2 separate regions of the Homo sapiens genome follow, and region 2 is linked to region 1. Evidence: read pairs that join two places in POLR2A ChIA-PET (ENCODE). Cell type or tissue: Panc1. All regions are shown on one strand.

The links. ChIA-PET counts read pairs that join two places held together with the same protein. Peaks named below come from ENCODE experiments on the same cell type or tissue, not always from the same donor. Only the 100,000 strongest peaks of a DNase experiment are listed, where the experiment ranks them.
Region 2: POLR2A ChIA-PET joins it to region 1 with 11 read pairs; 2 of 35 experiments call an interaction of 5 or more read pairs at or near these places.

The regions. Positions count from the first base shown.
Region 1 is chr19:15,287,523-15,290,022 of GRCh38, forward strand. All of the region lies in intron 1 of BRD4 (bromodomain containing 4), which reads right to left. Among named protein-coding and RNA genes, the nearest start is that of BRD4, 44 kb to the right of the region's middle. In Panc1, no CTCF peak of the experiment used is centred here; no DNase peak of the experiment used is centred here; H3K27ac peaks cover 395 bases.
Region 2 is chr19:15,438,013-15,440,512 of GRCh38, forward strand. It overlaps WIZ (WIZ zinc finger), which reads right to left. Exons shown (of 13, transcript NM_001371589.1): 4 at 566-2,500. Among named protein-coding and RNA genes, the nearest start is that of MIR1470, 10 kb to the right of the region's middle. In Panc1, no CTCF peak of the experiment used is centred here; no DNase peak of the experiment used is centred here.

The sequences.
Region 1 (2,500 bases):
ATGAGCCACCACAACTGGGCGTTTCAGAACGCTTTCACCTTGTAAAACAAACTCTGTAACCCATATATCCACTAAACACTAACTCCCAATCCCTGCCTCTGGCAACCACCATTCTACTTTCTGTCTCTGTGGAAGTGACTCCTATAGGTACCCAGCGTGAGTGAAACCACAAAGTATTTGTCTTTTTGTGGTTGTCGTATTTCACTTGGCATAACGTCTTCTAGGTTCATCCACATTGTAGCACCTCTGAATTTCTTTTTTTTTTTTGAGACAGTCTCCCTTTGTCGCCCAAGCTGGAGTGCAGTGGTACGATCTAGGCTCATTGCAACCTCCACCTCCTGGGTTCGGCGATTCTTGTGCCTCAGCCTCCCGAGTAGCTGGGACTACAGACACGTGCCACCACGTCTGGCTAATTTCTGTATTTTTAGTAGGGACTGGGTTTCACCAACTTGGTCAGGCTGATCTCAAACTCCTGACTTAGATGATCTGCCCACCTCGGCCTCCCAAAGTGCTGGGATTACAGGTGTGAGCCACTGTACCTGGCCTGAATTTCATTCCTTCTTAAGGCTGATTAATACTTCATATTTTGCCTATCTATCCATCCATCAATGGACACAGGTTGCTTCTATAATACCTTTTGGCTACTGTGTATAGGGCTGCTATGAACATGGGCGTACAAATACATGTTTCAGTCCCTGCTTTCAAAGAGAATGCCCTTAAGAAATGTTTGCTGAAGTACACAGAGGTAATATCACATCTGCAACTTATTAAAAGGATTTATGGGTGGCTGGGAAGGATCGCTTGAAGCCAGGAGTTTCAGGCTGCAGTGAGCTATGATCTGCCCTCCAGACTGGTGACAGAGCAAGACCACATCTCAAAAAATAATAAATAAAAATAAATAGAAGAAGAGGAGTGAAACACAGGATCCAGTTATAAACTTGGACAATCACCCATCAAAAATCAGCTCCTTCCCAGAAGATGTTTATAAGGCACAGGCAGAATTCATCCGGAACTGCAGACACTGCCCTAAGCCCATCCACACCCTCCGCTGGCTTCTCCTGCTGGTGTGCAGAGCACAGAACAGCTTCACAGTCTTCCCTTGTTTTTACCAAAGCAGCCGAGCAGCTGGTGCTACACAGGCTGGTGCACTGCCCAGCAGACACACAGGGCCGCCGAAGGGAGGAAGTCAACGCCCGAGGGTGGCCACTAAGCCGTGGCGGGTGCCTGCCCCTGCAGATGGAGGAGGGCTGAGTTCTAAGCACACTACTCTGTGAATGGCATGAATGAGCTCTTTCACTGGCACCAGAGAGAACACGCAACAGTACCATCTGCTGAGGGGAGGGAAAGTTCAGAGGAGCAGGCACCGACTCCTCAGGCTTCCACAGCCACCAGGTCCCCACTGTGTCAAGGCGGCTGTTAATACTCAAGTCCCCTCCTCCACTCCTGAACATGAGAGTTAAACAAAGTCAGCTACAGTCTCTTGGTCCATAACAACCTAGGGAAAGCAAACTACAGAACCACGTTAGAAATGCTTCACGTCTTTTACCTCAAAATACCTTTGTTTAGTAACCCCACTCCCCGACACAGGCCCCATAGCTCTGTTTTCTGGGTTCTGACAACTAGTGCCCTAAGCCAGAGGCCAGGCCCTAAAGAGACAACCTAGGCAGGCTTGAGATGTTTCTCCCACGACCTTTCCAAATGATTCCAGCAGAAAGCCAGACTCCTTAGCTACTTAAAATCAGAAAACAGCTGGGTGCGGTGGCTCACGCCTATAATCCCAGCACTTTGGGAGGCCGAGGCGGGTGGATCACCTGAGGTCAGGAGTTCGGGACCAACCTGACCAACATGGAGAAACCCCGTCTCTACTAAAAATATAAAATTGGCCGGGCATGGTGGCACATGTCTGTAATCCCAGCTACTCAGGAGGCTGAGGCATGAGAATCACTTGAACCCTGGAGGCGGAGGTTGCGATGAGCCGAGATCGCGCCACTGCACTCCAGCCTGGGCAACAAGAGCGAAACTCCATCTTAAAATAAATAAATAAATAAATAAAATAAATCAGAAAATAGATGGGTATTACTTCCCACTCAAAACCACTCTCAAGGTAGCTAGGTTAGTGCAAAAGTAATTGCGGTTTTGATCCAAAAAAAAAAAGAAAAAAAAAAGCCAAAACAGCAGTTACTTTTGCACCATCCTAATAGATCTGATGAAACCAGGAGAATGGAAGCTAGGAAAGATGTGGCTCACAAGCAATGGGAGAAGTGTGCTTGTAAGGACACTGGAGCCCCCCAGCCTCTGGGTTCTGCCCACGGGGCACCACCCACAGCCAGGTCCCTGCCTGCATAGACAGGAAGGAAAACGGGGCCACTTCACAGGGTGCTACAGGGCTCTCAGCAAGGGGCTCAAGTGAGGGAAGGCTTTCCAACGAAGCAGCCTGAAGGGCAAGGAGTAATTCACATTTTTGTTTTAGTTCTTGGAGAGGTTTGGTTTCAAGGCAGGA
Region 2 (2,500 bases), 150 kb after region 1:
GCACACACACACACTCAAACACCATACTGGCACCTCCCCAAGTGGGCTTTGTGTCTGCCAATGTCAGAACCACCCAGGGTGCTCCTGTTGGAAACAGACTTCTGGAATCAGAGCCTTGTACTGTGGGAACTGACAAACCTTACAGGCAGCCCCAGGGGGTTCTGAAGCTGGCCAGTGTGGGGTGGAGGGGGTCCCACCACTCCTGGACTGGGCCATGAACTCCAAGAGTCCAAGAACTGCTATTCTGTCCACTGCTGTGTCCCCAGGTCCCCAGAACAGAGGGGAACCTTGCTCAGTAAATATTTGTTGAATGGAGGAATGAATGAAATTCTCTGCCTGAGGCTGACTCTTCTACCCACACTCCTTCCTCCAGTGGCTGGAATGGCCAGGGGACTGGGGCGTCTCCACACATCCACCGACCAGGTGGCCTTCACTGTGGCTCTCAAGTCTCTCAGGAGCAGAGGCCCCAGTGTCCCCCTGCTTGGCGCTAAGGGAGAGAATTTAGATCAACGGTGGGTTGCCCAGCCATGTGTCTCCTGGGCCTTTAAAAGTGAAGCTGCCCTACCTTTTTTCTTCTTCTTCTGGAAGGAGAACCTGCGCTCAATGGCCTTCACCTCCTCAGCGGAGATGAAATGGCGCACATTGTAGCTGACGCCCACGCGGTTCAGGTGGCCCCGGACGTGGTTGGCCAAGCCGATGCCGTTGTGGAAGCGATCGGGGCAGTAGGGGCATTTCCGCTCCTCGTGCTTCAGTGCCATGGCCGGATCCCCATCCAGGAGTGTGTCCAGCCCCAGCGGGCCGCCCAGCGGCGCGTCCAGGAGCAGGAAGTCCAGGGGGTGGGCGCCTGCCAGCCCCAGCTCCTCGGGCTGCAACCTTGGGGGCACCCTGGCTGCCGCCATGACCTGCGGCCCCAGCTTCGCCACGAGCACAATGGGTACCATCCCTCGGAGCTGCTGCTGCTGCCCCTGGGTGGCCTCTACTGCCTGCAGGGCCTCTCGGAATGCCTGCTTCAGCTCCAGGGCCGCCTGCGGGATGAGGCTGGGGGTGGCTAGGGGTGAAAAGACCCCATTTTCAGGGGAAAAATCCATCTCGGAGGTCAGCACTACATCCTCCTCCTCCTCCTCCTCCTCCTCCTCTTCGCTCCAAGGGCGCCTCCGTTCCCCCAGCCCTTGTGGGTGGACGGTGCTTTTGTTTCTCCCGAGCTGTAAGGAGTAGGGGGTGGATGCTAGTGTGGAGGGAAAGGCCAGCCTTCCGAGAGGCCTCTGGCCCGTGCCATGCAGGAGTGGCTTTGACAGCGGGAAATCTCTGATGCTCAGCTGCTGGCATCCTGGGCCAAAGGCCAGGCTGGGGTCGTATCCAGCAGGGTTCTCCCGCCACATGGGGGCCAAGGACGGCTCAGCTTTGCCAAAGTAGTCCACAGCAGTGTCAGGGAAGCAGGCGTGAGCATCCTGGCTAGTGCCTGGCTGGCTGGCAGGGTCTTCCTCATAAGCCTCGCCATCCTCCTCCCAGTGGGGATGGGCATGCACCAGCCTCACGTGCTCCCTGAGCAGGCTCTCGCTGGGCGCGGGGAAACCACAGAAGACACAGGCGCTGAGGCCAACGGCAGCTCCGTAGGGCTGATAGAGGAGGGCGCTGGCCTCAGGGCTGGGGCTGCCAGCCCCGCTGCTGCCTCCAAAAGGCTCTTTGGTGGTCTGGCCTGGGGGCTCACGCATGTGCAGCTTGGCATGCTGCACATAGGCCCTGGATGAATTGGTGCCAAAGACACACTTAGGGCACTGCAGCCGTGCCTCCCGGCCCTCGTCTCCTGGAACTTGCTTCAGCTTTTGGATCTCCTCAATGATCTTCTCCCGGGAGGCCTGATGCAGCTGCCGGTGCTGCTCCAGGGCAGTGGGGTCAGCAAAGGCCCAGCCACACTCCCCGCAGGCCAGCGGGGCCAGGTCCGCAGGGGGCTCCTGGCCCGGGGCTCGGCGGTGCTGGCTCATGTGCTCCAGGAGGTGCTCCTTCTGCTTGAAGTAGATGCTGCACTCGATGCATGGGAACACGGCCGGCTCCTCGTCCTCGTCCTCATCTGGGCTGGCCACCCCTTCGGCCACCTCCTCCAGCAGCTCACACAGGTAGGGCCCGGTCCGGATCGGGGGCAGTAGCGGCTGCAGCCGCTCCACAGAAGCCTCCGAGTTCACTGTCCAGGTCTGTGTGGCTACCTCCGAGGCTGACGTGGGTAGGCCCCACTCGGACGGCTGGGCCAGCCCCTCCAGGTCCTCCAGATCTTCTCTGCCACCCACCACCGCCATGTCCAGCGTCTTCGGGGTGTCTTCCACTGGCACAAACACCCTCCTGAAGGGGGCGAGGGGTGGCGGCTGGGCAGGCAGGTCCAAGTGCAGCCCTGCGTCCTGGGGGGATCCCTGCTCGTCCTCATCTTGGAGCCAGTCGAACCTGGGGCGGCCCTGGGCATGTTTCTCCAAAAGCCTTGGTTCCCCCCGGTGGTGTAAGAACCTTCTAG